Regions from separate parts of the Homo sapiens genome. Here region 2 is linked to region 1. Evidence: read pairs that join two places in POLR2A ChIA-PET (ENCODE). Cell type or tissue: PC-9. All regions are shown on one strand. Links, peaks and the distances in the headings refer to the core of each region. The heading gives the core; the rest is flanking DNA.

Region 1 (11,795 bases), core at 4,347-9,346:
CAGCTACTTGGGAGGCTGAGGCAGGAGAATCTCTTGAACCCCGGAGGCAGAGATCTCAGCGAGCAGAGATCGCACCATTGCACTCCAGTCTGGCGACAGAGTGAGACTCTGTCAAAAAAAAAAAAAAAAAAAAAAGAAAGAAAGAAAGGTGGCATGGGTGGTGCTGTGTGCCTGTAGCCCCAGCTACTCGGTAGCCCTAGGTGGGAGGACTACTTGAGGCTGGGAGCTTGAGGCTGTAGTGTGCTACAATCCCATCTGTGAATAACTACTGCACTCCAGCCTGGGCAACATAGCAAGACCTCTAAAAAAAAAGGAGAAAGAAAGATGGACAGAAGGATAGATAGATGGATAGATGTATGTTGTTGGGGAAAAGTTAAATGACTAACAGTACCTAGTAACTGTTCACATTCCTTGTCATGATCATAAAAATCAAATAATAAGAAATTAGAAAACTTCCATAGGAAATGTAGCTACCTATAATACACTGCCATATGAATTACTGGGTTATTGCTCCACTCAACTTTTAGCTTGTGATGAGGAGGTGATACCAGCACTGAGCCTGCAGGATGAGTAAGAGCTTTGCAGGTGAACAAGACCAGCAAAAGAGCCTTTCCCACAGAGGACAGAGCGTGTGGGCATGCGTGATTTAGTCAAGGGTCGCAGGCATCCCAGGGTGGCTGGGGCTTGTGGTATTGAGGTTGAGCTGATGCAGAAGTCACAGACCTGGGTTTGAATTGTGGCTCTAACATTCTCTAGCTGTACAGCCTAAACCTATGTGAGCCGCCATTGACCAAGTGTGAAATGGAGATGACAACATTTACCTGCTAGGATTTTTGTGGGAATTATATGTAAAGTACCCGGTATAGCCCGTGTTCCAAGGTGAGCACTCAGTAAGCATGAGCTGTCACAGTGAAGAGCCCGGACAGAATCTGGGAGTGATTATGCAGACCTCGAACACCACTGAATTGACCTTTGAATCGGCCTCTTGTCAGGAATCCATATGCTTTCGTTCTTCAATCGTACACTTTCTCAAGGAAACCAAGTAGTCGGGGTGGGGGGATATATTTTCATTGTTTTCCCACTGGGGCCACTAAGCCGCTGTCATCACCCATAAAAAACCCCTGCCCACAGTCTACCGTGGACCCTGGGTGCTCGCTTCTCCCCTGGACATCCCAGGGTCCACACGCTGCAGCTCCCAGGGGTGGGAGAAGGGACGAAAGCTCCTTCTCCTTCACTGTATTTCCCTCAACACCAGCTTGCTGTTTGCACAGAGGAACTCTGCTTTCCCTTTGATTAATACACCTCTTTGTCTCACTATGGAAAGCGTCTGTCCCCCTCCAGTGGGGGCGTGTCCTCCTGCAGGCCTTGGAAGGCTTGGTGGGGTCCCCCGCCCACTAAACGTGAAGTCCGAACATTCCCTTACATCGACAAAGCCTTTTCACACACACTGTCCCATTCAGTCTCGACACAACCCTGTGAGGCCATCAAGGCAAGTGCTGTCCTCCGTGGTCACCACCAGAGTGAAGGAGCCAGGCTTGGGCCCAGGCCTCCTTCCCCAGCCCAGGGTCCCTTCCTCTACACAGGTCCCACCTGCTCCTTCTTATCGAGAAGGGCGGTGGCAGGTAGCCACTCCCTCAGAAGTGACCAGAGGGAACAAACTTGTGATACTGAAGGGAAATCAGATGCTAATGCGTTATGCGGTTGAGCGCCTATCAGCAGAGATTATGTGGGTCTCTCCTATAGAAAGGTGACACCGAGGACCTACCACCAGCCACCACCAGCATGCAAGGGCGAGGTGTCACCTCCCAGTGGGAGCAGGTTTGCATTTATTAAGACCTGTGGCCAGATGGCAGCCTGTGGGCATGGAACAGGACGAGGTGGGCTGACCTCTGATGGCTCTACCAGGCCGACGCTGACCACGTAGGGAAGCCAGTTGGCTTATTCGTGGCCCTAAGGAAGTGAGGGCTGAGCAGGGAGGTGCTCAAAGCGGGCTCCTCACACTGGCTGTCTGGAGTCGCTGTGGGAAGGGCCCAGGGGAAGAAGGGTTGCTGGGGCCTCTGAATCCCCCCCCGATGGAGGCAGAGCCTCATCCATTCCCAGAGAGTCTCTCGCCACGAGCCCCGGTACAGCGCAGGCTGACCAGAGAACCGGAGAACCGGGTGGGAACCGGAGATCTGAGTTGAACCAGTGCTGGGAACCATGGCACTGCCTTCGCCGAGCCGCCGCGTGCCTCTCTTTTCACCTCTCTGGCCTGCATATTCTTTTAGCAAACTTGGGGATTATACTACACATTCTGCTTTACACTTTCCTTTCCTTGATATTATTTTATTATGAACGTCTTTCTGCGTCAATCAATATATTGCTACCAAAGCATTTTTTTATCATACCACGTCATTCCTATCATGTAGTTTTACCATAACTTATTTAGCCAGTGCTTCCATTATTGGACTTTTGATGGTTTCCACTTTTTTATTATTCTTACTAATGTTACAATGAATATTTCTTTTAAAATATTTTTATGTACATTGTATTTCCTTAGGATAAATTCCTAGAACTTGAGTCATTGAATCAAAAAGAATCCAGACTTTCAAGGTCTTTGATAAATTGGCTAAATTGTTCTTCAGAAAAAGTGTGCCAATTTTCTGTTCTACCTGCAGGGTGTGAGACAGTTCTTAGGGGGGGAGAAGTCAAAACAATTGTATTGTCTATATTTTGACAAATTCATTATTAAGAGAAAGCTAGAGAAGCAAATCACAAGCTCTGAATTCACACATCACAATTCTAAATGTTTGTTGTTCTAATCCTCAATTTCAAGTTCTTGTTAATGCATCCACCATTTGAATATTTACTTTTTCAAAATATAGGAATGTGTTAATTTACCAAAGATCACAATCGGTTCTTTGCTTTTTGCTTATTTTTTGAGACAGAGTCCCACTTCGTTGTCCAGGCTGGAGTGCAATGGCATGATCTCGGCTCACTGCAACCTCTGCCTCCCAGGTTCAAATGACACTCTTGGCTCAGCCTCCCGAGTAGCTGGAATTACAGGTGCCTGCCACTATGCTCGGCTAATTTTTGTATTTTTAGTAGAGACGGGGTTTCACCATGTTGGTCAGGCTGGTCTCAAATTCCTGACCTCAGGTGATCTGCTGGCCTTGGCCTCCCAAAGTGCTGGGATTACAAGCGTGAGCCACTGCGCCCAGCCACCTGGCTAATTTTTGTATTTTTAGTAGAGACGGGGTTTCTCTATGTTGGCCAGGCTGGTCTCGAACCCCTGATCTCAGGTGATCCACCCACCTCGGACTCCCAAAGTGCTGGGATTGCAGGTGTGAGCCACTGTGCCCAGCCTGTATTTCCATTTTTAACATAACAAATGTTTCCTGAGCACCTTTCTGAGAAGAGTGTTTGAAAAAGGTATGTTAATGATTCCTGGAAATATGGGGACAGAGATTACCATAATTTAACATCTCTTTTCAGGAACACTTATTTCATTTTCCTCATTTTTAAATGTGAGTACTTTAAAACTTACAGAAAAGTTTACAAGAAAGTACAATACTAAATTTACCGAGTAGTAATATTTTGCTTTACTGTCTCTATTGAGCCATTTGAAGGTAGTTTACATAAATTACGGACATCATGAAAGTTCCCTGTAAGTGCTTCAGCATGCATTTCCTAACAATAGAGGCGATGTCTTACATAACCACAGGCTTGTTATCCGACCTGCAGACCTCATATCATCTGTGCATCTGAAAACTCATCACTTAGTGCCTATTTAAATTTCCCCAATTGTCTCATACTTTTCTGTTAGAGATTCTTTAAAATCCAACATCCGGCCAAGCTCAGTGGCTCACGACTGTAATCCCAGCATTTTGGGAGGCTGAGTTGGGTGGATCACCTGAGGTCGGGAGTTCAAGACCAGCCTGACCAAAATGGAAAAACCCCATCTCTACTAAAAATACAAAATTAGCCAGGCATGCTGGTGCATGCCTGTAATCCCAGCTACTCAGGAGGCTGAGGCAGGAGAATCACTTGAACCCGGGAGGCGGAGGTTGCAATGAGCCGAGATTATGCCATTGCACTCCAGCCTGGGCAACAAGAGTGAAACTCCATCTCAAAAAAAAAAAAAAAAAAAAAAAATTCCAACATCCACTCAAGGTTCATTCACTGCACTTGGTTAAATGCTTCTTAGTCACTTGTAATCTAGAACAGACACCCCCAGCCCCACTCCAGCCTTTCTTTGATTTTCAAGACTGACTCTTGAGAAGTCCAGGCCAGTTACCTTGCAGGACGTCTTACAGCCCAGATCTGTCAGAGGCTTTCCTCATGACTGGATTCAGGGCAAGTGTTTCTGGCAGGCGTTCCACCAGGACAGTACCCTGTTTCCTAAGTCATCACACTCAGAGGCTCAGAATGGCAGGAGCTCTCACCACGGGGGTGTTGAGTTTGGACATTTGGTGAAAGTTGAGGTCATCCTAATGTTTTGCTAAGAATCAGAGGGACCAGAGCTGCTTGCTTGAGACTTCCCAGTGCTTCCTGGAGAAGGGACTGTTGGAAATGGTCACAGACTGGGGGTTGGTTTTGTTCTGTATCATCTGTTCTCAGTGGTCTGTGACCAGCTGCCCTTCCCATTCTCCCAGATCCCAGGTGCAATTGCTCTTTTTCTTGCAGTCAAAGGCAGACTCCCTTTCTTGTGGAGGCCTCCATCCGGCACCGTGTGCCCTTGTGTGTCCATGAGTGTCACTGTCACACATTTACCACTGCACCTGTGCGCACTCTGCCTCTGGAGAGCCCTCCCCCAGACCCAGGGAGAAATATTTGTTTCTCTCTTTTTTTTTTGAGACGGAGTCTCGCTCTGTCGCCCAGGCTGGAGTGCAGTGGCGTGATCTCGGCTCACTGCAAGCTCCACCTCCCGGGTTCACGCCATTCTCCTGCCTCAGCCTCCCGAGTAGCTGGGACTACAGGCGCCCGCCACCGCGCCCGGCTAATTTTTTGTATTTTTAGTAGAGACGGGGTTTCACTGTGTTAGCCAGGATGGTCTCGATCTCCTGACCTCGTGATCACCCGCCTCGGCCTCCCAAAGTGCTGGGATTACAGGCGTGAGCCACTGCGCCCGGCCAAAATATTTGTTTCTAGCACAGAGTGCCCCGAGAGCTGCCCACTTTCTCCAGGAGACCTCTTTCCGTAAAGCTTTTTCAGCTTCTCTGATTACTTTGAGGAGAAAATTCTTAACTACGTGGTAACATACGTATGGCACTTGCTCAGAGCCCCTTTAGCGGAGAGGGTCCGGTCCCAGCTCTGGCAGCAGCTGCTCACGTAGTAGCAGTCAGGGGAGGTGGGGGTGGGGACGGTAAGGTGTCCGAGCAGCTCCAACAAGGAGAGGCCGTCACTCTGGCCGGGATAACAATTCAGATATCCAGCGTGCACCTGAATAGTAGAAATCCAGCATCCTTTTCTAAAAACAAAACAATAGCAAAATTCAGATCTGAGCTACTCTGTAGCATTTCTTTTTTTAGAGACAGAGTCTCGCTCTGCTGCCCAGGTTGGAGTGCAATAGCGAGATCTCTGCTCACTGCAGCCTCCACCTCCCAGGTTCGATTGTCCTGCCTCAGCCTCCCGAGTAGCTGGGATTACAGGCATCCGCCACCACGCCCAGCTAATTTTTGTATTTTTAGTAGAGACAGGGTTTCACCAGGTTGGCCAGGCTGGTCTCAAACTCCTGACCTCAGGTGATCCACCTGCCTCGGCCTCCCAAAGTGCTGGGATTACAGGAGTGAGCCACTGCGCCCGGCCATTTTTGTATTTTTTTTAGAGAGGCAGGGTTTTGCCACCTTGCTCAGGCTGGTCTCGAACTCCTGAGACCCAGTGACCCCCCACTCCTTGGCCTCCCAAAGTGCTGGGATTACAGGCGTAAGCCACCGCACCTGTTCGCAACAAACATAATTTCTAAAACAAAGGAGACTCTTTGCAGCGGCTGTACGTTCTTCTTCCTCACTGTCAGCATTCTCTTGTTGCAGAATACAACCTCCATTCATGTTGTTTTTATGAATGAATCTTTTTACCACTTTCTTACTATGACCAGGTCTGGAGGCAGAAAACCACGTTGTCTTCTCTGCCTAAAAAGCAACACCACATCTTCATAGACAAGGTTGGCTATGGAGTAGACTCACAGCATTCCATGATAACTAGTTAGAATGCAGCAGTGTTCCAAATGGGCCAAACCTTGTCCAGACAGGAGCAACAGGCAGCTCAGGGTCCCAGGAACACTCACCAGCTGGCAGCCCCTCGGGAAGCGGCTGGGCTTTCCACCTGTTCCTGCATGCTGGGCACACTCTGGCTTAGATGCCCTCTTACAGCTGCAGATGCTGTGGCGTGGTCCTCAGCCCTGAGGATGTGGGAGGAGAGGAAGCAGTCCTGTGCATGCAGGGGATGAGTCACGGGATTTTGCAGAGAGATATGGCAAGAGGATTGTTTATCTTGGACTCTTTGCAGTGCCATGGCTCTGAGGAAGCTCTCTGCAGCTACACACTCTACGAAGAGTGTTTCTCAACCTCAATGGTCACTATTTTGAAAGCCTTTTATTTCTTTACAGTCATTACATACTTTTAATTTAGCACTGGGTCTTGGCCATTCTCACATGATTGTATTAGTCAGGGTCCAACCAGGAAACGGAAACTGCCCAGATTATTTAAGACAGAGGATATTTAATGCAAGAAAGTGGCAACACATGGTGGAAAAGGCTGAGAAAGCAAATAAACAGTCAACACAGCGACGAGCAGCTTCAGGAAGCTTCTTATCCTCACCTAGGTAGGGTGAGGACAAGAGGAGAAGGTGGGCCAGGCACCATGACTCACGCCTGTAATCCCATCACTTTGGGAGGTCAAGGCGGGCAGATCACCTGAGGTCATGAGATTGAGACCAGCCTGGCCAACATGGTGGAACCTCATCTCTACTAAAAATACAAAAATTAGCCAGGCGTGGTGGCGTGCACCTGTAATCCCAGCTACTTGGGAGGCTGAGGCAGGAGAATTGTTGAACCCGGGAGGTGGAGTTTGCAGTGAGGCGAGATCACAACATTGTACTCCAACCTGGGCAACAAGAGCAAAACTCCGTCTCAAAAAACAAAACAAAACGAACAAAAACAAAGAGGAGGAGGTGGTGTCACCAGAGCCTAGGGGTCAGCGGAAGAAACTCTAGGATGTCTCTGTCCAAGGCAGAGAGGAAGGGAGAGAAGTATGCTGGATTCTTTCTGCCCTCTACTGTCTGACCTCCCAGGAGGAGTGTCTTCCATTGACTAAACCAGCAGAGTTTGTGACAGGTGACAGCAGTTTGAGGCCAGGTGACAGCAGAGTTTGAGATTCAGAACCTTCAGAAGTCAGAGCCCTGCCACACTGAGGAGGGCAGGGAAGGGGAAGGCGCAGCTCTGGGGACAAACCGCTGTCAGCCAGCATAGTCATCTGTGCTCAGGGCTAGCCTTGCTCTGCAATTTATGAATGCAGAGTTTTTAATTGAACCTTCCTGCATATGTTTTACATATCTAGTTGGTATAATTCATCCTTCCAGCCACATTACTCAGGCCTTTATTTTAGACTTTGTGTAGCTGTTGAACTACCTTGGAGATTACACAGGAATAACCAGCACTCAGTCAACTCACTGGTGTTTGGAACTCACAAGTAATAATTAATAATTGTGTTACTTGCTACCTTTACAGCCATGAAGCCCTTTCACATTCATGAGACTGGTTATTCTCATGCAACTCTGGAATAGTTATTATTACTCCCATTTTGTAGACGGATTCTCTGAGTCTTGGAGACTTTGTCTGAATTCCTAAAGGACAAATAACAAATAACAGAGGCAGAATTCAAACTCTGGTCTGCTTGGTTCCAAATTCCATGATCTTCCCATGATATCCTGCTGCTTCCTGCCAGGGCCACAACAAGAGTTTTTTTCTGGGCTGGTTGGCTGAGTTTAGGAGGAAGGAGAGGATATGTTTTAAACTTGCAAAATTCTTGATGACCCATAAATTAAAATGCCCCTCCTGAGTGTGACACAAGGCCTGGCTTGCCTTCCAGTCTGAAGGTTGCCTTTTCGCTGAGGGACCTGCACTCTTGCCCCTTACACGTCTAGATTCAGTTCTTCGATACGCAGGGCTGGCTCTTCCAGAGAGACTGGAGTCACAGCAGCAGGTACCACCCCACACCTGACAAGAGGTGGCCAGGGAGGAAGGGAGGGTTCTTACCTCCCCATCTCCCCTCAGTAAAATTCAGGATGCCCAGTGAAGTTTGAATGTCAGATAAACAATTTGTTAGTATAAGGATGTATCTAGCATTGAAATGATGCCTTGTAATTTACTAAATCTGCAACTATGCAGCCTTATTTCATGGCGGGCAGTGGTGGTGATCCCAGGTTTCAGGGGCGGGGAAGGGTGCTGGGGGGATCCTGAGGTCAGGAACCCGTACACCTCTGCTTCTGCCCTCTCTTCCCTGTGCCGGCCACAAGGCAATGACTCCTGTGTGGGTGCAGAGGCAGAAATGGGTCTGGAAGGGGATTCCCAGTGTCTGGCAAGTTCTGGTAAATTCTGCATTGGAGGTTCTCTCTGTAGTAAGGGGAGTTGGCCTGGCCTGAAGTGAAAGCTGGCTTACCCGGTTTCATTGAGCTCTTCAATTAGTCTGTTTGCACTGGTGAGCATTCAAATCTGATCAAGAAGGTAAAATGAGCTTTCAAGATCCCTAAATGCATTTGAAGAAAGGAAAGAGGAGGCCCCTGAGTGGCTGGAGCGAGCAGGTGGGGTGAGCTGGTGCCGCTGGCCCAGGAGAAGATGGGAGGGCAGACACTGGGCCTCCGGTAGGTGTCAAGGAATGGGCAGATGGAATGCTGGGGCCAGCTCTTGCCTCTGGGTCTGCAGAATGCAGAGCTGGGGGCATGCACTGGGCGTCAGGTCCCCAGCAGGGCAGCAGTGAGTGCAGCCTCGCTGCTGGGAGAAACTGCCCTGCTCACTCATCGGAGCTCGGGGAGCGAGGCGGGGCTGCTCTTAGCCCTGCCACTAAGTTCATCCACAACCTCGAGTAGTATCTCTGGGCCTTTGTTCACCTGGCAAATGTGATGAGTATATTGCATTTCCCTTATGGCTCCCCTTAGTTCTGAATCTCTGCTGGTGCGTGTATACCTTCAAGCCTTCTCATTATTGCTGTTCTCTGTGCACTGGCCAGGCAAGCGGGCTGGCAACCACGTTTCGTTAACCACCTTTATTCTACCCAAAGATTGCTTCTTCATTTTCCCTCCGTGTTTCCCCCGTCCAAGCAAAATATCAAACCTCTTTTTTCAAAGGGTCATAGTCAAATGAGTGAACCAAAGAGATCAACGCTTTTGTAACAGCCCCACATCAGCAGCTGAGGAGTAACTCTGGGACAGAGGCCCCCATCCGTGTTTCCGTCTCCGTCCACTCTCCAGTTGTTCATTCATTCACTCAGCAAGTACTTACTGAGCTCAGGGGATGCATCAGACCGATTGGAGCTGGAGGCAGGAAAACTTCAGCAGAATTACAAAATATGGGAAACTCCAGGTGACTGGAGGCCTGGTTACTCAAGCTTTTTGCTTCTCCCTTCTGTGCTGGACTCGCTGAAGTTTAGTGTTCAGCCACCCGTCCATCAAGTGGTAGAGGCAAAATGAAATTGAGTTCTTGTCAACAGTTTCAGTGAAAGGCCGGAAGTCTTGGCTAAATGGAGGTATCTGAGTATCCTGTGGGCTGCACCTCTATGGAGCTCCACAGAGCTCCAAGACCACATAGAATTGGAACTGGCTCCTTCTGCCGATAATACAAACAGCCCTCTGGGATGTCCTTCTCTGACTTACCTCTTCCCTGCTCTCTGTCCACAGGGCTGCCCTTGAGATGGAGTTGCTGCCTCTTTGGCTCTGCCTGGGTTTTCACTTCCTGACCGTGGGCTGGAGGAACAGAAGCGGAACAGCCACAGCAGCCTCCCAAGGAGTCTGCAAGTTGGTGAGTTTCCCTTGAACCCTGATCTGTCGGCTGCTCCTGTCCTGACAAGGCTTGGTCCATTTGGAAAGCTGACAGATTGTCCATCAGGAAGGGCAGAGAATGAAGGAGCCTGCATCACTCTGTGCCTGCCTAGCACAGGGGCATGTGCAGCTGCCCTTTAACCACAGGATTTTAAGATGCTTCCTGGGAAGAGCCAGGCAGTCCCTGCCCCGCCGTTCTCACGCCTGCTGAGGATAGGAGGCATCCGAGACCAGCCTAGGGCATCCTCCCGGAACAAGAACAACTTGTTAAAAATCTGGATGATTCAGGCCGGGTGCAGTGGCTCAGGCCTGTAATCCCAGCACTTTAGGAGGCCGAGGCAGGCAGATCACTTGAGCCCAGGAGTTGGAGACTAGCCTGGGCAACATGATGAAACCACATCTCTACAAAATACAAGAATCAGTCAGGTGCGGTGGCACACACCTATAGTCCCAGCTACTTGGGAGGCTGAGATGTGAGGGTGGCTTGAGCCCAGGAAGTGGAGGTTGCAGTGAGCTGAGATCATGCCCCTGCACTCCAACCTAGGTGATGGGGCCAGACCTTGTCTTTAAAAAAAAAAAAAAAAAAGCCAGGCGCGGTGGCTCACGCCTGTCATCCCAGTACTTAGGGAGGCCAAGTCCGGCGGATCACCTGAGGTCAGGAGTTCGAGACTAGCCTGGCCAACATGGTGAAACCCCGTCTCTACTAAAAATACAAAAATTAGCTGGGCGTGGTGGTGCATGCCTGTAATTCCAGCTACTTGGGAAGCTGAAGGAGGAGAATCGCTTGAACCCGGGAGACGGAGGTTGCAGTGAGCCGAGATCACACCCCTGCACTCCATCCTGGGCGACAGAGTGAGACTCTCTCAAAAAAAGAAAAAAACAAAACAAAACAAAAAACTGGATGACTGAGCTGCACCGATGGTATGAGAATCTCCGGGTGAGGTGCTTGAGAGCTGGAGAAGCCTGCCTCGGAGTTTGTGGACGAGTTGACCGCTAAGGCTTACACAGCTGCGGGGAGGACTTGCTGCCATGCCACTCTGCAGAGCGGCAGCCCGGACCACGCTCAGGCTAAGAAGACCCGGAGCGTGGATACCCAAGCCTCCTCTAGGGCTTTCAGCCTAGATGTGAAAATAGACTTGGGTCCAAACTGAGAAATTTCCAGTAATTTTCCCCTTCATCTATATAACAATGATATCAAAAGTCTGCTCAAGAAACACATATTTAGGCCAGGTGCATGGCTCACGCCTGTCATCCCAGCACTTTGGGAGGCCGAGGCGGGCAGATCACAAGGTCAAGAGGTCGAGACCAGCCTGGCCAACATAGTAAAAACCCGTCTCTACTAAAAATACAAAAATTACCCAGGCATGGTGGCACATGCTTGTAGTCCCAGCTACTCGGGAGGCTGAGGAAGATTGCTTGAACCTGGGAGGCAGAGGTTGCAGTGAGCTGACATCGTGCCACTGCACTCCAGCCTGGGTGACAGAGTGATACTCCATCTCAAAAAAGAAAAAAAAAATGAAACACATATTTAATAAACATTTCTTGAGCCATATTATATACTAGGCGTTGGGAAGACAAATTGGATGTCAGGGCTAACACTTACATTCAAGTATGTATTCTTAAAGCATAGCTGTCATGGTTTTTAACCTCTTTTAGTAGGAACCTATAACCACTGTGCTAGAGTCTATTCCAATATGACATAGAGGTTACAAGCTAGACTGGCCTGGTTTAAACCCAGCCCCACCCTTAGCTGGTGACATTGGGGTCACTCTAGGTCATAGTTT
Region 2 (11,795 bases), core at 4,383-9,382, 120 kb after region 1:
TCGATCTCCTGACCTCGTGATCCGCCCGCTTCGGCCTCCCAGAGTGCTGGGATTACAGGCGTGAGCCACCGTGCCCGGCTGAAATACATGTTTTTATTTGTAAATACTTGATCACAACTATACTAAAAGCCATTATGCAGTGACCAGAGACTTGTGTCTATACATAGGGGTGACCACAGTGCGGTCTCATCATATGGACTCTGCTGTTGGTGACTCAACCAGCATGAGCACAGTATTGCTAGTGACATGATTTCCAAAATTGTGAATAAACTTCTTGGTGAAGTCTGAGCCAAAGTACAAGCTCCTCTTGGTTCACATAGTGGTTGCATATCTGGAAAATTCAGTGTATGCTAAAACTGGAAAAATATTTTCATATGTGAAATAGAATTTTGTCCTCAGTTCAGATCATTATAAGTTTTAAAATGATAAATCAACACGTGGTGGGACACTGAGGAGTTGTGAGCACATTGCAAAACATCGGATACCTGTGGTCCCTGCTCATTGAATGCCAGCAGAACTGCTTTTCATTCCTAATCATGTTTATTTTTTACTCTCTTTGTTTTGATTAATTTTGCCGAGATATTTTACTAGTTTTGCCCAAGACACTATTTTTGGCTTTATTGATAGTCCTTTTTGTATATTAGTTTTCTGTTCAGTAATTTCTGATTTATCTTGATTATTTCCTTCCTACATTCTTTGGATTTATTTTACTGTTTTTTATACTTCTTAGGTTGGATGCTTAACTCGTTAATTTTTAGTTCTCCTTTATTTTATTTATATATGTATGTATGTATTTATTTATTTATTTATTTGAAACAAGGTCTCACTCTGTTGCCAAGGCTGGAGTGCAGTGGCAACCCCAACCTCCTGGGCTCAAGTGATCTTCCTGCCTCAGCCTCCCAAGTAGCTGAGATTACAAGTGCAAGCCACCATGGCCAGCTAATTCTTTATTTTTATTTATTTTTATTTTTGAGATGGAGTCTTGCTCTGTCCCTCAGGCTGGAATACGGGGTGAAATCTCGGCTCACTGCAACCTCCTCCTCATGAGTTCAAGCGATTCTCCTGCCTCAGCCTCTTGAGTAACTGGGATTACAGACGCGTCTCATCATGCCCAGCTAATTTTTGTATTTTTAGTGGAGACAGGGTTTCACCATGTTGCCCAGGATGGCCTCGAACTCCCAGACCTCAAGTGATCCACCGCGCCCAGCCCCCCAGAGTGCTGGGATTACAGGTGTGAGCCACCGTGCCCGGCCTACTTTTATTTTTTTACAGGGTCTTGCTCTGTTACCCAGGCTGGAAGTTCTCCTTTTTTGATGTAAACATTCAGAGCTAGCTGGGCACTGTAGTGCACACCTATAATCCCAGCAATTTGGGAGGCCAAGGAGGATGGATCAGTTGAGCCCAGGAGTTCAAGACCAGCCTGGGCAACATAGGGAGGCCCTTTCTCTACAGAAAATACAAAAATTAGCTGGGCGTGATGGTGCACGCCTGTGGTGCCAACCACTCGGAGGCTGAGGTGGGAGGATTACTTGAGCCCAGGAGGTTGCTGCAGTGAGCCGTTATTGCACCACTGCACTCCTGCTTGGGTGACAGTGAGTCTCAAAAAAATAATATAAATAAAAATTCAGAGCTGTAAGGGCTTCGTATCCTAGTTTTTTGTTGTGCTGCTGGTGAAATATACATAACATAAAATGTATTATTTAAGCATTTTTAGGTGTATAATTTGGTGGCATTAAGTATATTCAATGTTGTACAACCATCACCACCATCCTTTTCCAGAGCATTTTCATCATCCCAAGCAGCAATTCCGCATCCCGGCCAGGCGTGGTGGCTCACGCCTGTAATCCCAGCGCTTTGGGAGGCCAAGGCGGGCGGATCACGAGGTCAGGAGATCGAGACTGTCCTGGCTAACACGGTGAAACCCCGTCTCTCCTAAAAAAAAAAATACAAAAAATTAGCTGGGCGTGGTGGTAGGCGCCTGCAGTTCCAGCTACTGGGGAAGCTGAGGCAGGAGAATTGCTTGAACCTGGGAGGCAGGGCTTGCAGTGAGCTGAGATCATGCCACTGCACTCCAGCCTGGGCGACAGAGCGAGACTCTGTCTCAAAAAAGAAAAAGAAAAAGAAAAAGAAATTCCGCATCCATTAAGCCGTAACTCTGCATGTTGCACTTTGCCCCGTCTCTAATGACCTTTATTCTACTTTCTGTCTATGAATTTGACTAAGGTATCTCACTTGAGTGAAATTAATACAGTGTTTGTTAGGCCGGACATGGCAGCTCACACCTGTCATCCCAGCACTTTGAGAGTCCACAGTGGGAGGATAGCTTGAGCTAAGGAGTTCAAGACCAGCCTGAGCAACATAGTGAGACCTTGTCTCTGCTAAAAAGTTTAAAAGTTAGCTGGGGATGGTAGTATGCACCTGTAGTTCCAGCTACTTAGGAGGCTGAGGTGGGAGGATCACTGGAGCCCAGGAGGTTTAGACCGCAGTGAGGTCTGATCATGCCATTGTAATCCAGCCTGAGTGACAGAGTGAGACCCTATCTCCATTAAAAGTATATATATACAGTATTTGTCCTTTTGTGTTTGGCTTATTTTACTTAGCATATTATTTTCAGAGTTCATTTTTATTAATAATATATATCAGAATTTCATTCCTGAGCCAGTATGGTGGCATGTACCTGTAGTCTCAGCACAGCTACTTGGGAGGATCAGGTGGGAGGATTGCTTGAGTTCAGGAGCTGAAGGGCTGCAGTGCTGCCCTCTGATCATGCCTGTGAGTAGCCACTGTGCTCCAGCCTGGGCAACACGGCAAGACCCCATCTCTTAAAAAAAGAATTGTTTGTGTGTATATATGCCACATTTTGTTTATTCAATCCTGCAAGTTTTTTATATATAGTATTTTATTTTATTGTATTGTATTGTATTTTAAAGACAGAGTCCAGCTCTGTCTCCTACGCTGGAGTGCAGTGGCACCATCTCGGCTCACTGTAATCTCCGCCTCCCGGGTTCAAGCAATTCTCCTGCCTCAGCTTCCCGAGTAGCTGGGATTGCAGGCGCATGCCACCACGCCCGACTAATTTTTGCATTTTTAATAGAATCAGGGCTTCACTATGTTGACCAGGCTGGTCTCAAACTCCTGACCTCAAGTGATCTGCCCACCTTGGCCTCCCAAAGTGCTGGGATTACAGGCATGAGCCACCATGCCTGGCCTGAGTTTTTTATATATAGTCTTTAAATCTCCATTCAGTTCTAAATATTTTTCAATTTTCATTATGTCTTTTTTTAACTGGGGTTTGTTGGAGGTGTTTTCAAATTTCTAAACATGTATTTCTTTCCTAGTTATCTTTTTGTTATTTTAAACTTAATTGACTTTAAGAGTGTGTAGTGATTCTGGTCTTTTAAAAAAAACAATTGTCTCAATGTTTCTGTTTACCTCATTCTTAAAAAATAGTTTTGTTGAGTTTGCAGTTTATGTTGGCAGCTTCTTGTCTCAACACACTGATGATACTCCACTGTCTTCTTGCTTTCATTGTTGATATCAAGAAGTAAGCTGACCATTCAATTACTGCTTCTGTGAAATTTGTCTTTTTTTCTCCTTTGGCCAATTTTAGGAATTCTTTGTCTTTGATATTATTAATATCACTACGATGTGTCTACTTGTAGATAATTTTCTATCCTGCTTTTGATTCATTAGACTTCTACTTACAGATTTGTGTTCTTTATCAGTTCTGGAAATTTCTCAGCTATTAATTTGTTCAGTGGACCAGTCCTTCATTCTACCACCTTCTGGAACTCCAAGTAGTTGTATGTTAGACCATCTAATCTACTCATCTCCTCTTTCATATTTTCTTTTTCTGTTTTTTTTGAGACAGAGTCTTGCTCTGTTGCCCAGGCTGGAGTACAATGGTGCAGTCTCAGCTCACTGTACCTCTGCCTCCCAGGTTCAAGCAATTCTTCCGCCTCAGCCTCCTGAGTAGCTGGGATTACAGGTGCTTGCCACCACGCCTGGCTAATTTTGTATTTTTAGTAGAGATGGGGTTTCTCCATGTTGGTCAGGCTGGTCTCGAACTCCCGACCTCAGATGATCCACCCGCCTAAGCCTCCCAAAGTGCTGGGATTACAGGCGTGAGCTACCATGCCCGGCCTCCTCTTTCATATTTTCTATCTCATTGTCTGCAATGAGTTCATTAGTTCATTGTTCATTAATTCTGTCTAACACTATGTCTATGCTGCTTTTTACTTCAAATGTTGAGTTTTAGCTTTCATTTATTTTTTCTTATTGAAAGTTCTGTATGGTGTTTTCATATTCGCTCTATTCTGCTTTTATTTTCAAGCTGCTTCTATGTGTCCTTTGACACAGCATTCCATATCTGTGTTTTTCAGAGATTTTTCCTCCTCTTGCCATCACCATTTTCAAAATGCTAAAGGTTCTCTTGTTCCTTTCTGTCCAGAGGGATTTATTCCTGATTGGTTGTTATGTGCATTATAGCCTTTTTCAGGCCTAGCCTTATGTGGGAGGGACGCCTGTTAATTTTTCAACATTAGGCAGACTGGGTTTTACTACCTGTCCCCTGTGGCAGCCATCAAAGTGGAAGCATGAGGTCTCTGGGGTTTAGTCAGAATCCCTCGAGAATAAGTAGATTAGTAAATTGCTTACTCTTTTTGAGTTCCTGGTTTTGCTTTGGTTTGGGCTCTATGGAATCATCCCTCTTATTTTACTAGCCCATCCATGCATTTAAAAAGACTTGATACGTTATCCAGACCTTTATCTTAGAGTTTGAAGCGAAGTTTTAGTTTCCTTCTTTTTTACCAGCCTCCAGATTGTGTTTTCTGCATCTCTTTTCTCGCTTTCCCTCTTTTCTTTCTGGATTTGCTACTAGTGGGACTGATGTTATGGCCATTGTCACCGTCACCACATGAGAACACTCTTGCTTCAGAGTTGTGAACCTTCTGTTTAGAGTGTGTGTTGTCATCTTCAGGTGATTTGGAAATGTTTTCATTCATGCTTCTGCTCTCAAAGACATCTGAGGCTCTTTTGTGTTTTTGACGGGGCAGGTGGGGAGGGAAGGGCCACTGGTGTTGGGCTCTTGCAGCTTATTGAGAGATTGTTGAAAGTCTGGGTGATTAATTAGTGTTACTGCATTCATAATGTACTGAAAAATTAAGGCTCACTTGTTATTTATATAAAAAGTAAATAAAAATGCTTTTTAAATCATTGTGTTTTTCAGTAATAGATGGTTTACACTTGGAGTACTGTAGTTGATCCCAGCAGATAATAGTAAGTTTAGTAATCTCCACTATTTGGGCTGACCGGTTCCAGATACCACTCCGCTGTTCGTTTCTGCTGTATATTTAGCCACCCCTAGTCTCCTTCAGCAGACAATTGAGGAATTGTTTGTGTTTGAGTCGTGTCACAGTTAAACAGTGGGCCTCTTAGAAGAGTACAGTGTGTTTTGGGCACACTTTTTGTTTCGCCTACTTGTTTTTCACTGAAAAGTAGCAAAAAGTGTTTGAACAGATTTAGAGAGAGGCACTACTTACCGTTTGCTCTTTTTTTTGTAAAACATTTGTTACTAATGGTTAAGCAAAACATAAGGTAAATCAGTATTTTACCATGAATTATTTTTATACCTAATATTGTTTTTGGCTAACATATAAGATGAACATAAGGAACCTTATCACAGTCTCATTTGGTACTTTTCAGGCATTTGACACTGTCAGAAGTAGCAATTCACACACAAAAAATACTGTTTTATGGAAAAGAGAACTGAAGGTCATGAATCAGCTGTGAGGGGAAAAGTATAAATCTTTCTAAATATATTTTTGTTAATATGGGGTAGTTGATGTTGTCTAGTGCTGTTTGATTAAGAAAACAAGTTCAGGCCGGGCACAGTGGCTCATGCTTGTAATCCCAGCACTTTGGGAGGCCGAGGTGGGTGGATCACCTGAGGTTAGGAGTTTGAGACCAGCCTGACCAATATAGTGAAACCCCATCTCTACTCAAAAATACAAAAATTAGCCAGACGTGGTGGTATCCGCCTCCCAGCTACTTGGGAGGCTGAGACAGGAGAATTGCTTGAATCCAGGAGGCAGAGGTTGCAGTGAGCCAAGATCACGCCACTGCACTCCAGCCTGGGCGACAGAATCTCAAAAAAAAGCAAAACAAAACAACAAATTCAATTAGCCGGGCGTGGTGGCGCACTCCTGTAATCCCAGCTACTCGGGAGGCTGAGGCAGGAGAATCCAGGAGGTAGAGGTTACAGTGAGCCGAGATCACGCCACTGCACTCCAGCCTGGGGACAGAACGAGACTCCGTCTCAAAAAAAAACAACAACAAAAAAAATCTGTGGACACAGTATGGTACCATAAATCAGTAAACATTGCCTAATACATGCACAGTACCTGCCTTTGAATTGCTTGAGGTCTTAGGTAGGAAAAGCAGATAAAATAACTAAGGGTTTATAGTTGTAATTCATTGCCGAAGAATGGCCCAGTATATTAGCATAAGTAAGAAAAAAGAGCCTGAGATTCAGAGTTGTTAGGAAACTTGAGTTCTAGTCTTAGTTCTGTTAGTAATTAGATTTATGTGCCTTTAGGCTAACCACTTACTTTTGGGTAAGTTGGTTTTTTTTCACATATAAAACAAGGCAGATGGACTAGATGACTTAATCCTTTACAATCTTAATACCGTGTGAATTTGTTTTCCTGTGTAACTCGAGTTTAGAGGATGTGAGGGATCTTTTTGGGCAAGGACTGACCTCAGGAAGGAAATCATTTTCACTAAGCCTTGAAAGATTTGGTTGGGTAGATAAAAGGAAAAAGAAAAGCTAAGAATGCAGAAATAGATACATAAAAATTATTTAGGCCAGGAAAGTCTTTGGTGTATTTGAGGAATATGAGGCATAGGATTGACATGGTGCAGTCACGTGAGATGAAATTGACTCAGCAGTTCAGAGTTCAGTGGCCCTAATGCCAGAGTTTAGTCCTCAGTCTGTAGGTTATGGGCAGCTAGTCAGGACGATGTGTAGCCAGGGAGAGTCATAGCACTTGTTACCTTTAGTCAACTTCTGCATGATAATTAAGGTATATTTAACCAATTCTGACTTCTTTCTCCCAACAAAAAAACTGAACACAGAGAAACCCTCTAGGGAGCTAGTTATTAGGTGGTGCAAAAGTAATTGCAGTTTTTGTCATTACTTGTAATAGAAACTACTTTTGCACCAACCTAATAGAATTTCTTCCACTCAACAACAACTGAAAACATAGAGACTGAGAGAAATCCAGAGATGATGTGGTAAATCCCCAGCTAAGCAGCTGGTAGAGGCATCAGTATTGTATCCAAGGCCATGCTTATATTTATTGAGATCTAGTCACTCGTGGTATATTAGAATTGTGGCGGCATGGTTGTCATCTTGAATAATTTCATTAGGGACATCTCTGACTCAAGTTTACTATTAAATTAGGGTTTTGTTCAGGCAAGTATTGCTTAAAGGGTACGTCATGTTAATTGGAATTTCCTTGAGACAGCTCATTCAGCATGATAGTGTGTAGTCACTAAAAAGTTCCGAAAAACACAACGCTGTGGTTCCTCTTTAGTTCTATTAGACTGAGTATGTACAGAACATAAGTTACTGCATAGTATACTAACATTGAACAGTAGAAAAAATATTTATTTATTTATTTTTTTTGAGACGGAATCTCACTCTGTGGCCCAGGCTGGAGTGCAGTGGTACGATCTCGGCTCACTGCAAGCTCCGCCTCCCGGGTTCAAGCAATTCTCCTGCCTCAGCCTCCCGAGTAGCTGGGACTACAGGCGCCCACCACCACAACCGGCTAATTTTTGTATTTTTAGTAGAGACGGGGTTTCACCATGTTGGCCAGGATGGTCTCGATCTCTTGACCTTGTGATCTGCCCGCCTCAGCTTCCCAAAGTGCTGAGATTACAGGCGTGAGCCACCGAAGGATAACCAAAATGTAAGGAAAGGCTGTGTTCTGAAAGTTGCTGTGTAATGTCATTTGCTTAGAATTTAGCATTGCTTCTCATGAATGAAAATGTCTCTCTGGCTCAGCCGTGAAAAAGCCTTCTGACCTTTCTGATACTGTAATGAAAAGCAGTATGGTAAATACCATTGCATGCATTTGGGTTTTCAACATGTTAAGGATTGAAGAGGTTTCTGTACCCTAGCTTGGAAATCTAGCTGTTGCTTATTTGTTCTGTTAAAATGTGTTCTGTCGAGTATAAGATGAAATAAATATGAGTCTTCTGCCACCTCCGTAAAACATCAAAGCATTTGGGGTATGTAGGTGAAGGGTAAAGATGGAGTACGCTTTAAAGCAGCAGTTCTCAAAGTGTGGTCTGCAATACCGTGGGGGAGTCTGATGTCAAAACCTTTTTCCGAATATTCTTAACACATTATTTGCTTTCACACTGTGTTGACGTACGGATTGATGGGGCAAAAGCAGAAGTGGGTCAAATTGCTCGTTACTTTAACCCATACCAAGGCCATGGCCAAGTGCTTGCAGTAAAGTGCCAGTTTCACGTAATAATATACTTAATGGAACAATAAAGTTATTGATCAAGTATTCTATATAGCAAAATGGGAAGTACTCATAAGGTACTTCTGCGTACCAAAGTATGAACCGTTGTCTTGGAGATAACCACTTCTGCAAGAGAGCTAAACTAGCCCTCTGTTTCATGCAACACCTTTTTTTATTTGGAAGAACAACTGACCCACAAATTCCGGTTGTTCAGACTTCGTATTTTGCGGACATTTCCTCAAAAATAGTGACAGAATTTGTTGCTACTGACACAATTTAGGCTTTCAATCAAAAATCAGAGTTTTAGAAAACTTGTATCCACTATGTTGATTTTAGCAGTTTCTCAGCGCTTGACTTACTCTGATGACATAGATGGTGATATTAATGAATGTGGTTTTATTTTTACTGCATAACGAGATGTGTCAACATTGGGAGTATCTTCAAAACCCAGGGAACCAATATTTTCCAAAAACCAATTCATGACATTGTAAAACTTCTGCATGGGTAACAGATTCATTCAAAATTCAAGAGAGTCAATTGGTTTAATGTAATAGGGTACAAGAAGATTCATTGCTGTGATTTCAGATTCCACAATGAACCTTTTAGGAAGGTCAGGTTTAGTGTAATACCAAAGAAGAAAATCCACAATTATGTGAAAGCTGTTAAAATGCTCCTCCGTTTTCAGGTGGGTATCTGCGTAAGACAAGATTTTTTTCGTAAATTTCAGCTAAAACAACTCAGCACAACAGATTGAATGCAGAAGCAGATCTGATCATCTGGCTGTCTTCTACCACACCAGACATGAAAAAGACTTGCAGAAATGTCAAAGAATATCAGTCTTCTCACTCAACTTATTTTGTTTTGGAAAATAGTCATTTTTCATAAAAATGTATGACATGTAATGGGTTTGTTGTTATTTTTAAATGAATTATTTAAACAACTTGGTTTTTTTTGTTTTGTTTTGTATTTTTGAGGCAGATTCTCACTCTGTCACCCAGGCTGGAGTGCAGTGGCATGATCTTGGCTCACTGCAACTTCCGCCTCCCAGGTTCAAGCTATTCTCCTGCCTCAGCCGCCCGAGTAGCTGGGACTACAGACACGCGCCACCACGCCCAGCTAATTTTTAAATTTTTAGTATAGACGGGGTTTCAGCATGTTGGCCAGGCTGGTCTCGAACTCCTGACCTCAAGTAATCCCCCGACCTTGGCCTCCCAAAGTGCTGAGATTACAGGCGCGAGCCAACATGCCCAGCCAAAAACTTGTTTTAATTTCTCATACAGTAAGTATATATAAACATAACCCTCATCAACAAAAACTCTTTGGACTCTTCATTAATGTTGACAAGTGTAAAGGGTCTTGTGGCCAAAATGTTTTGAGAACGGCTACTTTGAAGGAGCTGAGTAGCTTTAATATGCCTGTGTTGAGAGCAGATACCAATAAAGGGAATGCCTGACCTAACTTAAAACAAGTACGTGTTGGTCTTTCTCCAGGTTATGAACTCTTACAGAGGACTCAGGTCGTCTTTTATTTTCTCTAATGTCTAGCACAGAGTCTTATAAATAGTAATGATGATAACAATTGCAGCAGCTTTTAATCTTTGTTAGCTCATTTAATCTTTATTCTGTGAGTAGATAGTGAGATATAATTTGCATAACCAAAAATTCACCATTTTAAAGTGTACAATTGAGTGGTTTTAGTGTATTCACAGGGCTGTGCAGCCATCTCCACTGTCTTCATACCGGAACATTTGCGTCCCCCAGAGAAACTTGATACCCATTAGGAGCCCCATCTCATTTCCCTCACTCCTTAGCAACCACTCACTAATCAGCCGTGTTTATGAACTAAATTCCTCTCTGTCTCTGTGGATGCCCCTGTTCCGGACATTTCATATGAAACGGAATCCTACAATATGTGGCCTTTTATGGCTTTTTTCACTTAGTGTTCGAGGGTCATCCATGTTGCAGCGTGTATCGGTACTTCTTTTTGCGGCCAAACAATATTCCATCTTATGGATACACCACGTTTTGTGTATCCGTTCATCAGTTGATGGATATTTGGGTTGTGTCTATCTTTTGGCTGTTATGAATGCTTCTGTGAACATTCATACAAAGTTTTTGCGTGAACATGTTTTTCAGTTCTCTTGGCTATATACCTGGGAGTGGAATTGCGGGGTCGCATAGTAGCTCTATATTTAATTTTTGAGGAACTTACTAACTCCCTTTTTAATAGAGTTTTTATTAGGGGATAATTTTAGATTTACAGATGAATTGCACAGATAGTAGATTTCCTGTATACCTATCACCCGGCTTCCTCTAATGTTAACATCTTACATAACCGTGATACGTATGTCAAAACAAAGCAGCCAACATTGGTACCTCACTGTTAACCAAATTCTAGGATTTATTTGGATTCTACTAGTTGTTTCACCAGTGCCCCTTTTCTGTTCCAGGATCCAATCCAGGGTGTCACGTTGCGTTTATGGTTGTGTCTCCTCTGATCTGTTACAGTTTCTCAGTCTTGTTTTTCGTGTCCTTGACAGTTTGGAGGAATGTAGTGGTCAGGAGTTTTGTAGCATATCCCTCAACTGGGGTTTGTCTGGTGTTTTTCTCGTGATTAGGCTGGGGCTGTGGGTTTGGGGGAAGAATACCACAGAGGTGAAGTGTGCGTCCCATCACATTAGATTAGGGGATAAGTAATATTGTCATGACTTGTCGCTGGTGATGTTAACTGTGGTCACTTGGTTAATAAGGCATGTTTGCCAGGTTTTTTCACTGCAAAGTTATTTTTCCCTTGCCATACACTGTTCTTTGGAAGTGAGTCACTAAGTCCTGCCTTCACTCAAGAGGAGACAAGGATTAAGCTGAAACTCCTAGAGGGAGACATATTTACCTATTTTATTTGCAATTCTTCTGTAAGAAAGATTTGTTCCTTTTCTCCCATTTATTTACTTATTCATTTATTTATGTCAGTATGGAATAACATACTTATTTGATACTTTGGGTCGTAATCTAATAGTATACTAATTTGCTCAAATCATCCCAGCATTGGCCTATGGAAAATCTTTCCTGTGTCCCTTTGGCATTTCCTCATCCTTTTAAAGTGCTCCCTTGCCTTCTGACACTACAGCGTGCTCTGGGCTCATCTTCCATTTTCCCTTTCCCATGCCTAGAGTCAGCCATTCCTTCAAGGAGTCATGAGACGTGGTGAAGTGTAAGTCGGTGGTGGAAACAGGATTCCATGCAAAGCAGTCTGATTCTG

The links. Peaks named below come from ENCODE experiments on the same cell type or tissue, not always from the same donor. Only the 100,000 strongest peaks of a DNase experiment are listed, where the experiment ranks them.
Region 2: POLR2A ChIA-PET joins it to region 1 with 8 read pairs; 2 of 35 experiments call an interaction of 5 or more read pairs at or near these places.

The regions. Positions count from the first base shown.
Region 1 is chr3:196,644,657-196,656,451 of GRCh38, forward strand. It overlaps NRROS (negative regulator of reactive oxygen species), which reads left to right. Exons shown (of 3, transcript NM_198565.3): 2 at 9,871-9,991. The coding sequence starts at 9,884. Among named protein-coding and RNA genes, the nearest start is that of NRROS, 11 kb to the left of the region's middle. RefSeq lists enhancers at 3,032-3,797, 6,096-6,861. In PC-9, for the core only: no CTCF peak of the experiment used is centred there; a DNase peak (open chromatin) is centred at 6,585; H3K27ac peaks cover 1,117 bases.
Region 2 is chr3:196,767,714-196,779,508 of GRCh38, forward strand. All of the region lies in intron 1 of PAK2 (p21 (RAC1) activated kinase 2), which reads left to right. Among named protein-coding and RNA genes, the nearest start is that of PAK2, 34 kb to the left of the region's middle. RefSeq lists a silencer at 4,909-5,165. In PC-9, for the core only: no CTCF peak of the experiment used is centred there; no DNase peak of the experiment used is centred there.